Linked DNA regions of Mus musculus: region 2 is linked to region 1. A link is a contact called in ENCODE Hi-C or POLR2A ChIA-PET data. All regions are on one chromosome and are shown on one strand. The core of a region is the stretch at or near the end of the contact, and the rest is flanking DNA. Distances in the headings are between cores, read along the strand shown.

Evidence for each region. Hi-C counts contacts between places; a loop is a spot of excess contacts on that map. ChIA-PET counts read pairs that join two places held with the same protein, here RNA polymerase II (POLR2A).
Region 2: a loop to region 1 is called in a map of heart, with 1.8 times the contacts of the local background. The contact joins two enhancer-like sites. A Hi-C loop is called at or near these places in 2 of 37 maps with a recorded cell type or tissue (heart and v-Abl transformed pro-B cells). POLR2A ChIA-PET finds 5 or more read pairs at or near these places in 1 of 5 experiments (Patski).

The regions. Positions count from the first base shown.
Region 1 is chr3:51,745,895-51,753,265 of GRCm38, forward strand. All of the region lies in intron 2 of Maml3 (mastermind like transcriptional coactivator 3), which reads right to left. Among named protein-coding and RNA genes, the nearest start is that of Gm46803, 42 kb to the left of the region's middle. Within about 2 kb of position 4,162, at least 1 of the 3 ENCODE cell types and tissues checked has a DNase peak (open chromatin) inside an H3K27ac peak, as active enhancers do; it is heart, where a contact is called at or near this core.
Region 2 is chr3:51,784,039-51,791,409 of GRCm38, forward strand. The region is part of intron 2 of Maml3 (mastermind like transcriptional coactivator 3); the gene reads right to left. Among named protein-coding and RNA genes, the nearest start is that of Gm46803, 80 kb to the left of the region's middle. RefSeq lists an enhancer at 3,814-7,371. Within about 2 kb of position 4,778, at least 1 of the 3 ENCODE cell types and tissues checked has a DNase peak (open chromatin) inside an H3K27ac peak, as active enhancers do; it is heart, where a contact is called at or near this core.

The DNA of each region.
Region 1 (7,371 bases), core at 2,912-5,411:
CCATACCCACCCCCCACTCCCCTATCCACCCACTCCCACTTTTTGGCCCTGGCGTTCCCCTGTACTGGGGCATATAAAGTTTGCAAGTCTCTCTTTCCAGTGATGTATTAAAAAAGTGATGTATTAAAAGATGGCCGACTAGGCCATCTTTTAATACATATGCAGCTAGAATCAAGAGCTCTGGGGTACTGGTTAGTTCATATTGTTGTTCCACCTACAGGGTTGCAGTTCCCTTTAGTTCCTTGGGTGCTTTCTCTAGTTCCTCCATTGGGGGCCCTGTGATCCATCCAATAGCTGACTGTGAGCATCCACTTCTGTGTTTGCTAGGCCCCAGGATAGTCTCACAAGAGACAGCTATATCTGGGTCCTTTCAGCAAAATCTTGCTAGTGTATGCAATGGTGTCAGCGTTTGGAAGCTGATTATGGGATGGATCCCTGGATATGGCAGTCTCTACATGGTCCATCCTTTCATCTCAGCTCCAAACTTTGTCTCTGTAACTCCTTCCAAGGGTGTTTTGTTCCCACTTCTAAGAAGGCTGCCTCATCTTCTAAAGGGATTAAAGATATGCACCTCCAATCTAGTTTTTAAATTCTTCATTTACTTAACGACCCTCAAGATGTTACACCTCAATAGTAAAAACAAATTATGAGGGGCAGTTGCCGAGGCAACCCCAGAAACATTCTGTGACGTGTAACAATGTAACCACCTTTTCCTATTTGGGCTGGGATCGCAGTTTCGAGAGGCACAGCCTGGTTGCTGATCTTTTAGCGGAAGCACATGAGCAGGAGAGTCTATCTGCTGACCAACAGACACAAAACAGGGGAGCCGTACATTTTGAAAGGCAGGGTCATACTGTTACATTTGGTAAACTTCATACAGTTTAATTTTGGCGAGCCTCAAAATCCCGGTGCTGTGGCTGGACTGGTTTTACGGCAGGCGCTTCCTTTCAATGGTCCCAGAGCGATTTTCTGCACATCATCTGCACTGCACACCCATCATGGCTCTTTTTCTCTCCACTGGCCCCATTTGTTCTCCTGCATTAGGCAGGATTAATTATTGCCCTAATTTCCTAGGTAGGCAAATGGGGGACGAAGCAGCGAGACTCCGGCTTCACACAGTGCATTGAAGTGTGGCTTTACTTTCAGGCCACTGACCACAAACTAAGCCTACTTCCCGGCTGGAACATGGGACACAGGGCACTTGTTTTGACACCAGCTATTCCATTCACGGTGACACTGCCTCTAGATGAAAACTGGGCAAAATCTCTTGACACCTTCAAGACAAGGTGACTGACCAGAATGAAGAGTATACTGTAGGACAGAAATCACTTGGTGACATTTTCTACTGTGTAGGAGGCTCCCTGTCTCTTTTAATGGGCTGAGAATATGATCGCCAGCTTGGTACATGTTATCTGTTGAATGTGGAATATACTCCACAGGCTCTTGCATTTGAGCCTTAGCCTCCGGTGATTGTCCTTGTTTCAGAGGGACATAGGCCTAGCTGACAATGGACATAGGCTACCAGGAAGCCATGGACTTAGGGATTACAGCTTGGCCCAGCTTCTTCTTCTCCTCTCTGATTCTTGATATTCCGAGATGTGAAACAAGTCATGCCACAAGTTCCCGCCACCACAGGCCACGCATTTCTAGCTGCTGTGTCTTCCCTACCCTGGGACTGCAATTCACAATGACCCTCTTCTCCTTTAGGCCGCTTCTGTTAGGTTATTTTGTCATATTGATGACAAAAGTAATCAATACAGTCAACAAAGCTGAAACAGGCTGGTGGATGAGAGGGAAGAGGCCACGGAGAACTTCCTCATAGAGCAAGAACACCGGGGAAATGCGTTGAGAAGTGGAAGGGAAACAGAAAATGGTGAATTAAGGTCAGATCACTGTTTTTAACCCTCAAACCTACAGGGCTGTCATTTGGATGAATGTCCTCTAATGGTCTGTGTGTTTTGGGGGATTGATCCACAAGGTGATGGAGACTTTAGTACTTGAGGGATACTGGGAGACCCTGAGGTTATTGGGGATTTGGGAACTTAACAGGCTCATTAAGTATGTAGTTGATTCTGCCTTGTGCACTCACTGTGGTGATATGCTGTCCTTCCTGGAGCCACCCACAGTGGGAATGCAAGGCTCAGGATATAGCCTAGTGGCAGACTGTTTGTCTCCCATGTGCAAGGCCCTGGGTTTGAGTCCAAAGACCGCATAGAATGAGGAAGGAAAAAAGGGGGGACAGAAATAATGAAGGAAGGGGAAGAAAGGAAAGCTAAACAGAAAGAAGGCCAGCTAGTCAGTTACCAGATCTTGGCTTAGACAGAAATCTCTAGAACTGTGAGGAAAAGCAAACCTTTTCTCTTTATAAGTTGAATGCATCAGGTATTTTGTCATAGTAATGCGAAGCTGACTAACACAATTAGTCAACTCAGTTTCAAAAGACATTTTCTGGAATAATCCCACGAATTTTTTTTTCTTTTTAACCAACTAGACATAATGACAACTTCAGTTCATGAGGACAAAGAAATAGATGCATTAGGTCTTAATTGTCTGTTGGATAGGCTTCTTTAGAGGGTTCTGCCAAATGAACAGGGCTCTTAGACCAACATACACCCACTAAACGTAGGTGGCCTTCCTGCTAGCTTGTTTGGCTGGCCTGTAATGAAAGGTCAAGCTGGCCAGGGAGCAGCTGTAGGGGGGCTGGCAAGAGTCAGTGTGCCTGGAACCCATGGAGAAACTGTATCCAGCTTCTCTGCAGGCAGATTGCTCTGCTGCAGAGCCTGTGGCTTTTGGCACCTGGGTTCCATTTGTCCCCCCCTCCTTCTTTCGGAAGAGGATTTGACGCCACCAAGGAAGGACCTTATAATGTTATTTACTGCTATTTCCTACGCCCCAAATTTGGCTTTAGGCTGCCTATTTTCAGTATTTGGGAACCTCAAGACGGGAGCAAGGCATGAAACCTGCAGCGAATATGAAGCCTTCCCCAGGGCTTGGCATTTAGCTGCAGCTCCAGCAGGCATTTAGAATTAAAAAAAAAAAAAAAAAAAAAAAAGGTTCATGCAGGCTTTCCAAGTACAGGGCCTTAAAGGCAACATGGCTCCGAAATCCCCTTTGTGCTGTGGAGCTGTGGGAAGGGACAATGAGTGACACGCTGCCCGGTGTCCCCATGTAAATGCTACCTCGAGGATACAGTTTTTACCAGGCAGATGGCTCATTTCTGGTCTGTAGCCTCATTTTTCCAGTGTTCCTCATGTACTTGTGAAGTTCTGCCCCTGGAGTCAGGTCCTAATTGGTGTCAAACGCTCAGAGACAAAAGTGAGGTTTGCGCATCATTCATGCGAAGGCTGTAACTGCAGTGACGGGCGGGCCCTGGCTCCAGCCACGCCTGTGGCCAGCAGGACCTGCTGTTGCAGACCTGCTCAAAACTACTGAATGCCAGGCTAAATACCTCTCTGTCATCACTGCCCATCTCCCGACTCTAGCATGTCTTTATGCTGGGGTCCTCTTTAGGTTATCTGTATGTTGACCTTAGTCTGGCTCTAGCAAATCTGGGTAGGGTTGAGGGGGACCCCCATTCATCTCACTACAGATTTGGGGGCCACCCAGCAGACAGGTAATCCTAATAGCCAGGACTCTGCAGTCAGCGAACGGCCGTCTGATTGGATGCACATTCATCTTCAAATTATGTTGTGTGACAGCCTGGGCTGCTGAACACCATTTTAACATGCAGATTGACTCCTCTGAGGCTGTTCATTATGCATTTAGCGGCCTGTTTTCAGACTAACCAGCATGTCAGAGAGGCCCTATCCTTTTTCCACCTGGGTGGAAGAAATCGCTTGCTGACTGTGGGGGAGCATGGATATTAAAATGCATGTTTATTTTTCCGAGTATCCACATATAACAACGTCCCCACCCCACCCCCGCCGCCGCCAGTGCAGGAGGAGAGAAGAAAAGGGGCAGACAGCTTTGACTCTGAAGCAAAGAAAATGGCTATGCCAAACAAGCCAGTCTCTGTGGAAGACAGGAGCTGACAAGGCCAGGCCAGCCTGATGCCTCCCGGCTGCCCTGGCTGCCCGCAAGCCAGCCTGGGTGCGTCCACACAAGCGCTCTTCTGAGACATGCACAGACCCTCTCTTCTCTTGTACACACAGCCCCAAGTATTTTAAGCAGCACACTTCCAATTTCCTGTTTCTAAAATTGTCTCGCATCTCCAATGGCATTCCATGCAATCCTGGCAAGTCACAGGCTCAGGGGCTGAGCCAATTCCACTCCAAGGACAGTGAGAGTCCTGTGTCTGCTGAGGAACAACCAAGTAGGGCCCTGGGTCACTCACCCCTCATCTCTTCCTGGTGTGACTTAACCTCAGTCTGCTGGGACTTTGTCTCCATGACCTCTCTGTGACCTCTAGCTGCTATTGGGCAAACACCCAATAACATCTCTCTCTCTCTCTTTCTCTCCCTCTCCCTCTGTTGTGCCTATGACCCCTAGCTGCTACTATGTGAGCACTGCCATTTCCTCTGTGTGTGTGAGGGTGGGATATGAATATGTGTGTCTGTGCATGTATGTGTGTCTGTGTGTCTATGTCCTTCAGCTGCTATTGGGTGAATACTGCCATTTCCTCTGTTTGTGTGTGTGTTTGGGGGGCGAGCTATGGGTATGTCTTGTACCTGGTGTGTGTGTGTGTGTGAGATCTCCAGTTGCTACTGGGTGAGCATGTCCATTTCCTGTGTGTGTGTTGGGGGAAGGGGTATATGTGTTGTGTATGTGTGTGTATATATGGTGAATGTGATATATACATGTATGTGTGATGTGTATGCGTTCGGTGTGGTGTGTGTATGTGTGTGTTGTATGCTTGCTGTGGTATGGTGAGGATGCTGTGTGTGTGATATGTGCATGTCCTTTCTTGATGCACTTGCAGTAGTTTTAAGATTTCATTCCTGTCCCACATAGTGCCTAACGGTGGCATTTTTTTCCCCCATGTGTTTGAAAGACTCCTTACTTTCTAGGCAAGAGCTTCACTATTGCTGGGCATAGTGGCGAACGCCTTTAGTCCCAGCACTTGGGAGGCAGAGGCAGGTGGATTTCTGAGTTCTAGGTCAGCCTGGTCTACAGAGTGAGTTCCAGGACAGCCAGGGCTATACAAAGAAATCCTGTCTCGAAAAACAACAACAACAACCACCCTCCACTATTGACCTATATCTGTGACCTGTGACCTATATCTGCGGCCCTCGCCTCCTGAGAGGACCCCAGTTCCTTCAGTCTCTGTGGTGGGCTACGCTTGCTGTGCACACAGCACTCCCCTCTGTCATCGGATGTGGGAGGCTCTCCACCGCCTTCCTCTGCTGCCTTGAAAGAATGGTTCTTCAGGGGCTGAGGAGCTTGGCTTGAGAACGCAAGCTCAGAGGCCAGGGCTGAGAGCAGCCACCCTGCCACATGTCCCCAGAGGGCAGGCATGTGTGCTTAAGAGCTTCTGGGTCTTTTGGGGTGGTGTTAAATGCTGCTCTCAAAGATGTGGCTGGGGCTTTGCTATTTACATGAAAATATTACATAGTATGTCCAGAGGGCTCCAGGCACAAAATAAAGCAGAAGGCAGAGCTGCGTTCTGGATTCTGCCGGCATGGCCGTCAGTGGGCATGAAAGGGCTCTGTTGCTTACTCAGGGACTGTGGTACTCCTGAGGAGAGAACCTGAGCGTGGAAACTGTGCCCTTTTGTTTTCACATGGAGTGTGGCGATCCCCACTGGCAGGAACAGGTTGCATGCGGTTGCGAGGCTGTAGCTGGCTGGAGTCACACTGCGGAGTATTATCTGAAAAGGTCTCAACCAGGGAGAACAATATGGCTACCCGGTGCCAGAGGCAACGCTTAGCGATCTGCCCCTTCATTCACACATCTCAACAGCCCTTTATTTGTTTATTTCTGTAACTAGAAACACGGGAGTTCTTAATTTTAAAGTGCTACTGAAGGATTTGTCCTCGAAATACTGTTTAAGGGAAAAATCCTTGAAGGGGCACAAAAGAGACTAATGGTATTAATCAGGTTACCTCTGAACAAGACTGTTGGGTGGTGATAAGCTGCCATCCTGATCCAGTATGGCTGGTGTTCATATCAGAAGAGGGGAATTTGGAAGTAGAAGGACAAGGGACACTATGCTAGGACACAAGGCAAAGGCAGTCATCTCTACACCCAAGGAGCCTCAGAAGAAATGGAGCCTGTCAACATAGCGATCTCAGGTTTGCCATCTCCCCAACTCTGAGGAAATGAAATCCCTGCCTGCTGTTTGAGCCACCTTTACTTTAGTACTTGGTTAACTGCGCAGAAGCAGGGAAACAGAAAGGGTGTGGATGAGGGAGGGAGTCTCAGCACTTCAGGGATTTCCTGCATCACTTTCTCTAGGACCTCTTCGAGAAGGTGGCGCAGAAACTGCAAGCCAGATGCTAATTTCCCAGGGATCAGGGGGGAAATTGGGTTGTTTTGTTTTGGAAAAAAATCTCCACAGAAGTGGATTTGCTCTTTAGCTTCCTGTGCGTAAGCGAGAGCTGACATTTTGAACTGAGAAAATGCCATGAAGGACCTATCTGGCCCTTCAAATAAATATCTAGATTTTTCTTTTTTTTTTTTTTTTAAAGATTTATTTATTTATTATATGTAAGTACACTGTAGTTGTCTTCAGATACACCAGAAGAGGGCATCAGATCTCATTACGGGTGGTTGTGAGCCACCATGTGGTTGCTGGGATTTGAACTTCGGACCTTCGGAAGAGCAGTCGGGTGCTCTTACCCACTGAGCCATCTCACCAGCCCCTAGATTTTTCTTTGAACCAATCAATCGGTTCTCTGAGGTGGCAGCCATAACAGGCATATCTGTCGATAGCACAGAGCGGTCAGGGCTGGCTATGCTTGCAGCAGGCAGTGTGGCCGAGTGGGTCCTCGGATGTACAGCATAATAGTATAAGATTGTGTGTTTCAGGGGTGAGGTGAGGGCCAGGTGATCTCCCAGTTTCCAGTAGAAGACAGAGTTATGTATTGTTAAGACCCCTGCTCACTTCAACCTGGGACGTCCATGATAAGGCAGGACACAAACCGTGTCTGAGTGTCCATCTCTAACACCTAGGATATACTGAACCACGAGAGTACAGTTGGAAGCAAAAATGCGTAGGCGTATCCACCCATCCCCTGGGGCGGAAGCAGAGGATTGCTGTGAGTTTAAAACTAATCTGGGCTACAGAGCAAACATCAACCCAGCCTGAACTACAGTGTAATAAATACCCTGTCTCAAAAAACCACCAAAGAAAAACCTCCAAAAGTCCCCCTGAGAACTAACAAAACCCCAAAAGAAACACATACCCTCGTCCTTGGGTCTGACCACCGAGCC
Region 2 (7,371 bases), core at 3,528-6,027, 39 kb after region 1:
CACAGGTGTATACAGTGCTGGCATCACAGGTGCACACAGCACTGGCATCACAGGTGCACACAGCACTGGCATCACAGGTGCACACAGTGCTGGCATCACAGGTGCACACAGTGCTCTCATCACAGGTGCACACAGCGCTGGCATCACAGGTGCACACAGTGCTCTCATCACAGGTGCACACAGCGCTGGCATCACAGGTGCACACAGTGCTGGCATCACAGGTGCACACAGTGCTGGCATCACAGGTGCACACAGCGCTGGCATCACAGGTGCACACAGCGCTGGCATCACAGGTGCACACAGTGCTGGCATCACAGGTGCACACAGTGCTGGCATCACAGGTGCACACAGCGCTGGCATCACAGGTGCACACAGTGCTGGCATCACAGGTGCACACAGCGCTGGCATCACAGGTGCACACCACCACCAGCTTGTTACATGGCTACTTGGAATCTGAACACAGGTCCTCATGCTTGTACAGGAAGTGTGTCACCCACTGAGCCAGCTATCCAGCCCCAAGAACAGGGCATTACATAAATAAACATGAAAATAAACAGGCATGGTGTTACACAGTTATAATCCCAAGACTTGGGAAACTGAGGCAGGAGGCTTTTGAGTTTGATGCAAGGGTGAGCTATAAATGAAGACTGAAAATAAGAAGAAGAAAAAAAAGGTTTCACTGATTTAAAATACCATGGCAGAAATATTTCTTTTCTAAACATTACAAAAGCCCTTTTAGAAAGTGGAATGGAATTCAAAGAGACGCAAAATAGACGGAAAGGACCACAACACAGGTGGTCAGCCTAGAAGGGGCAACATTAAATAACAGCAGTTTCACACTGCCACAAGGGCTCATTGGAAGATGTCGTGAAGTCCTACAAGAAAACTCTCCAGGACCAAAAGATAGGAACTTCCAGTCCCTGAACAATGAATGCAAAAATTATTACAGTGGGGCACATCACCATGGAATTCCAAAACGCCAAGGAATAAAACAGATATTCTGAAAGCCTCTGGAAGCTTCCTGAGGGGGCCTGAATGGGAAGCTTCTGAAAGCCTCTGGAAGCTTCCTGAGGGGGTCTGAATGGGAAGCTTCTGGAAGCTTCCTGAGGGGGTCTGAATGGGGCAGAGTCAGCTTTCTGACAGGAACAGAGGCGGTTCACCTCCGTTCCTGTGAAGCATGGAGAGGTTCAGACTTCCTTTTTAAAGGCATTTGCAGCTTGGTGTCCTACATTCAGTTAGACTAAGTATGAATCGACCTCCCCACGTGCAAGTGCTCAAAAAACCATCTCTCCTCTCTCCTCAGCGTTAGATCAAAGACCTGTAGCTGCCCATTTCCCTCAGGCCCTGCTCCCTGCCTCTCTCTCTGGGACAGATGTGGCCTTGCAGGCTGCCCATCGTCCTTACAGATGTGAGATATGCTCATGGTCCTACTTACTGCCTGCTTTCATGGCTCCTGGTACATAGGTTAGGTCAGGCAAGGTCACATGGTGTGGGACTTACCCTGGTGCCCTGAAACCTTCCAAGACAGAGAAATGCCATTTGTCATAGGAATCTGAAGGGAACAAAGGATCTAGAGGCTCCTAATATCGTCTAGTAGGCCACATGGCTGCTCATAGCCATGATTCTATGTCTCCCTCTCCCTTCAAGACCTCATTGCACTGTCTGCAGTACAATGTTCCATCTTTTCTAAGCCCCTCCCACTCAAGGTCCAACCATGGTTGCGCACGGCAGTGACATACTCTCTCCTAATAAAGTCCTTGAAGTGTAATTTGCTGTCAGCTCCTTCCAGTGAACACGTTTTCTAAGTTATAGCAGTCAGGCAGTGATCAGAAAAGGCACTTCCCTGAAATGGGTTTCTAAACGGAGCTAGAAGAGACGGGGAATCTGCAAGCAAGGGATCCCACACAGGAGCAATGCAGCAAAGGGCTCTGCCACCGGCTCCCAGCCATCTTAGCACCTCTGCAGACGGAAGCTGAAGGGCACAGGAGTGTCCTTGAAGACAAAGAAACTCATCCTGTATCGCATGTCTGCAAATGAATGGCAAAAGGTGAAGGTTCTGTGGATGGCTTACGGCTGGGAACAGGAGGCAAAGAGTGAACAACACAGAAAACAACCAGCAATGATACAAAAGTCCTAAATTGTACCCAGTAGAAATGTTGGCAAAGTCCACTATTTGTCTCATTTACGAAAAATATTTATTTAGCTATTGAATGCACAGACTCATATGCACACTAATACAAACCTTACCTAGACATGTGATATATATATATATATATATATACATATACATATATATATACACACACATATATACATATATAATGTATAATATACATGGAGTTATAATTTCGAAGGAGGGGGAGAGGAAGCTTGCTGGAGAAGTGGAAGAGCTGAGCACAATTCCCTGCGTTCCATGCTTGAGAAACGAAGGATCAACCACGGGGATACTTTTAGAAACAGATTCACCCCAGAAGAAACAGCTGAAATACTTGAAAGCTTTGGGAAGCAGAAACAAGATAGAAAGGAGAGAGTTGTGAGGACCAACCCTTCTCATCACACTCACTTAGTAACCTCTCATATAAACGTGGTGCCTGGATAATGATACAGGCTGAATACCAAAAGACCCAAGTAGTTAGTTAGCCTTGAACCCCTACATGGGATGACGGTGACAGGATGCATCTCATTGCCTCAAGCTTCCGCTGCCCTCCTGTGAGCTTTTCCCACACGGGAGATCGGGTACCTTGATCTCTCTGAATCTGTGCCCAAGAGTCCCAGAGTGTTGGTTTGTGGCGGTGGTGCAGGTATGGCACATTGCATGAAGCTCTGTGGTTCAGGCAGTTTTGGAACAGCGGGGATAGCTGCAAAGAGGGTGTGACTCCTAAGATGTGTTAACCTACTAGGTTACTGCAGTTTCTGGGACGCACAGGGCGGCTGGGAGCTTTCCAGAGACTGCCTGACTTTTATTTGCATTGGGGTTCTGTGAACCTCCCTCCTTGGATTCTAACCCTTCAGTTAGTAAAGTGTGCAGGGCTCAAGGTGATGGGGAGACCCAGGTGAAGAGAAAGGATAACTTCTGCAGAGAGTTTCCCAGGCTACTGTCATGGCTGCACTGTAGAAAAGAAAGAGCATCATTAGAGTCTAGTCTAATGAGGTGACATTAGCTAAGCCAAGAAAAAGTCACTGCATGTAAAATACAATTATCTGGAGAAGAACGTGTAAGTACCCTTGGATACAGAACACAAAAACCAATTTTGATGAAATGAGAATAAAATTCTAGGAAAGGCAGACTGGGGAGTTAGAGGCTGCGCTTATGCTAGAAAGAAAAATAGGTCCGTTCTGTAACACAGGGTTCCCTTAGTTTCTGTAGAAGGATGGCTCATAAATTCTGGAATAGATAAGGCAACATCCCGAGGTGTTCTGTGCTTGTTAAAGGAGAGTGTGTGTGTGTGTGTGTGTGTGTGTGTGTGTGTGTGTGTGTGTGTAGGCCAGAAAGCAACCTTGGATGTTCTTCACACACTGCCTACCTGATTTCTTGAGACTGGGTCTCTCACTGGCCTGGAGCTCATAAAGTAGGCTAGGCTGGCTCATCATTGAGTCCCAGGATAGCTCCTCTTTCCCAGCACAGGTCACCCCGGCTGGCTTTTTATGTGAATAGTGAGGACCAAATAGGTCACCATGCCTGAGCACCTTACTGACTGAACTACCACCCTGGCCCATGAAAATTCTTTTAAAGATGAATTACTTTTCTTAAGTCGGGTAGATATGGCCTGAGGCACGAAAATAGCCAACTTTTTAATTTGTTTTTGGACAGATTGTTATGTGCTGGCCCTTGTTTTAAAGTCCTCACGAAATCTAGATTTTTAAAGCTTTTTCGTTAGATTTTTTTTTAATCCTCAGAACAATTCTATAAGATATATAACGTATGTTTGAGAGGTCAAACTCCATTTCACAAAACAGAAAAGTAAGACATGGAGAAATGACATGTTTGGACTGTAGAGATGGCTCAGCAGTTAGGAGTGTTTCTTTTGGAGAATTCCCAGTTTGGGTTCCCAGCACCCACACTGGGCGGCTCACAATCATTGTATATCTACTTCCAGGGGAATCTAGTGCCCTCTTCTGGTTTCTGTGGGCACCTGCACATATGTGATGCATATAAATACATTCAGGCAGACATAATCATAAAACCAAAAAAAATCTTAAAAATAGGAATTAAGTTGTCAGCTGAAGATTATAAATAGCAAGCAATATCAGGTTGGGACTCAAATCTAAGGCTTCAGAATTCCAAGCACTTAGCATATCTATGTCTATAGAATTAAAAATTTAAAAATACACATCAACATGCAGAAGTCTAGGCAGGAAAAAAAGATCCTTCATCGTTGGGGTGGTTTTTTTTTGGGGGGGGGGACCTACTACTATATTGTATTTAGTTTTTGCTTTCTGTAGATTCCAGGTCAGGCTTCCCGAATTAACTGGGAAAAGTTAAAAGTTTTAGTTCAGTGCTGAAGTTTTCTCTGAAGATTCATTTCAGAAATCAGACCCGGGTTCCTCCCTTGTCTGCAAAATTTATCTTAGACCTCAGGAGGGAAAGGCAGCTTGAGCTGTAACACAGCCACAAAGAAGATGGCAGTGAACGGCAATAAATAACACTACTGACGTGTGGGCCCAGTGCATCAGGAAAAAAAAAAAAAGAAAAAGAAAAACCACTCCTGGCTTTGAATGGCAGAAACACCACATCTGTGCGTATTCACCCTGGATCTAATGCAAGTCTTTTAAGATCCCGGGCTCTGAGACAGAGAACCGTGAGTCAGTGGGGAGGGGAGAGAGCAGAGATAAAAATAGAGATGTTGATTACATTGTTTCTAATTCAGCCCAGCCCAACCGCTCCAGCCTGTGAGTCAACAGCAGCGGTTCAAAGACACAAAAAGGAGCGGGATGCTCTGTGCCACTGAGCAGAAGGGACGCGGTCACATCAGCACCTCTCCGACTAAACAGACCCATGACACTCAGGCTGTGTGGTGTGAGTTCAAAAATGAACAAGTCGGAAGTAGCGAGGGACAAAGTGGACGCAGATCGATGGACAGCAGAGCTCTGACCCTCTAGCGGAAAAAGCTGCCTTTTGTAAGAATCCTGGGCTGTGGGGGATGGGCGACAGAGCTTGTGCTTAGAGGCCAACTTCCACTCTTCAAACACTGTATTGTTTTCTCTGGGGCATAAGGCTTACTGCCATTCCAGACTGGTCTCCATGGCAGCAGGAGAGGAGGGAGAGGAGAGGAGGAACAGATGGGGGTCACAGAGGTCTTAATTCTCATGCAGGGGTCCTCCCTGCCAGCCCCTTTCTCCTTGAGGACCTGTGACATGTTGCACCTTCTCGGGGCCCAGGAAGCGGATGGTTTTGGTTCAGTTCAACTGGCTAGATCTTGGGAGCCTACTTTGTGCTGGTCTTTTGCCTCTTCTAATTGGCAGTAGTGTCTGTTGAAAATGGCCCGCCTCTGCTTGGTTTGGAAAGCTGAAAATGAGGAAAAGGCCAAGTTTCTGTTCCCCTAAGCTTTACCTTTTCCCAGACCGGGGCTATAAGCAGCCACAATGACAGGGGGACGCTCAACTGCTTTGTCGCCCCAGACGCTAACGCTCTACCCTTGGAAGGGCTGAGGTGGTCCCTCTGTAGCCTTAGAGTTCCTGGGCGGGTCTCCCTCTTTCTAGTTCCTTGCAAGTGTATGATATTGCAGGATCCCTCTAGGGCAGACCCCAGCCATGACGTTCCTCTGACAGTCTATTCTCTCAGGGCCTATGGGCATCAATGTCACTCTGATTTTAAAAGTCAGGAACCTAGGCTCCAACCAATACATCCCTCTCCTTCAAGGTCCATTTTCCAATATCAGCAAGGCCCTTACTGTAGGCCTCCAGGGCGCGGTGTCTATTGTACTGAATTCCATTCACTTACTCCTGTCTTTCTTTCTTCTCACCCCGTTCTCTCAGCCTTCAAATTATAGGGCTAAAGTTCTTTCCAAATAATTCTCTCCGTGCCCACTCCCCTCCACCAGCTGTGTGGTCAGATGGAGGTTTCCAAAAATGCAACTACAACTGCACTAGAACAGCCTGCCTGTCAGTCTTCAGCGGCCTCTCTTCACTGTTAGCACAGCGGGTAGAATCCTGGAAATGACGTGACCCCAGACTATTTCCCAGCTTCACCCCACCTCACTTTTCCCTGCCCATGAGCTGTGTCCCTCTAAGCCCTAGGACGTCACGACACGCTTTTTCCTAGTCACCACGTTCTGTCTTAGCCCATCCCGACACCACTTTTGAGGCTTGAGTACTGGTCCCCAAACTTCAGAGTCCATCCCAATCTCCTAGCTGTCTCACTATCTTACTGCACAACATTGTGCAACACTATCTTATCGCATAATAGTGGAAGGTTGCTTTGTTGTATAATGTACACTTCTGCCACTCATGGCAACAAGGCTGGAATGGAGGAAATAAGTCCGGAATAGAACAGCATCGTGTTCACACATACCCGGAAGCTAAAGGGTTGCTCTCACAGAAACAGAGAGTAGGATAATGGTTACTTGAGCCCGGGATCAGGAGCAGGAGGGATGGGAGAGGATGCTCATGGCTCGAGGAGGGCCCTTCAGGAGGAAGTAACTTTAAACATTCTTTAGCACTGTGGTACAACAGCAACTGACAGCCGTTCCATAAAATTTCAAAATGGCTGACACAAAGGACTCTGGCTCTTCCCCAGAGAAGGAGGTGACCTTTGTCTGAAGTGACAAATATGACAGTCACCCTGAATGGATCATTATATATTATATGCATGTGTTGAAATGTCACACTGTATCCTGTATGTATGTGCAGCTACTATGTGTTAATAATAAAAAGTAAAAGCATTAAAAAGCAACATACACAAACAGAAATAGTGGCACATGCCTGTAATCACAGCATTTGGACGGCCAAAGCAGGGGGATTGCCCTGTGTTTAAGGCCAGCCCGGAATACAGAGTGAGGGTCCATCTTGAAACCCCAAGACGATAAAGTACAGAAAGAGGGACTGGAGACATGGCTTGATGGATAAAGCACTTTCCACACAAACCTGGGACCCCTAGCACCCACCAAAAAGCCATGGGGTGTGACAGCCTGTAATGACAGAGCCCCACAAGAGGAAACAAGCAATCCCTGGGGTAAGCGAACTTGCTAAACCAGCTCAGCCAGCAAGCTCTGGGTTCAGCATCCATCTCTGCCTCAGTCAATAAGGTGGAGATTGATGGATGAAGACACCTGAGGTCAACTTCTGGACTCTACATGCACCGTGTGTGTGTGTGTGTGTGTGTGTGTGTGTGTGTGTGTGTGAGCACACCCAGAACATACATACTCTTCAACC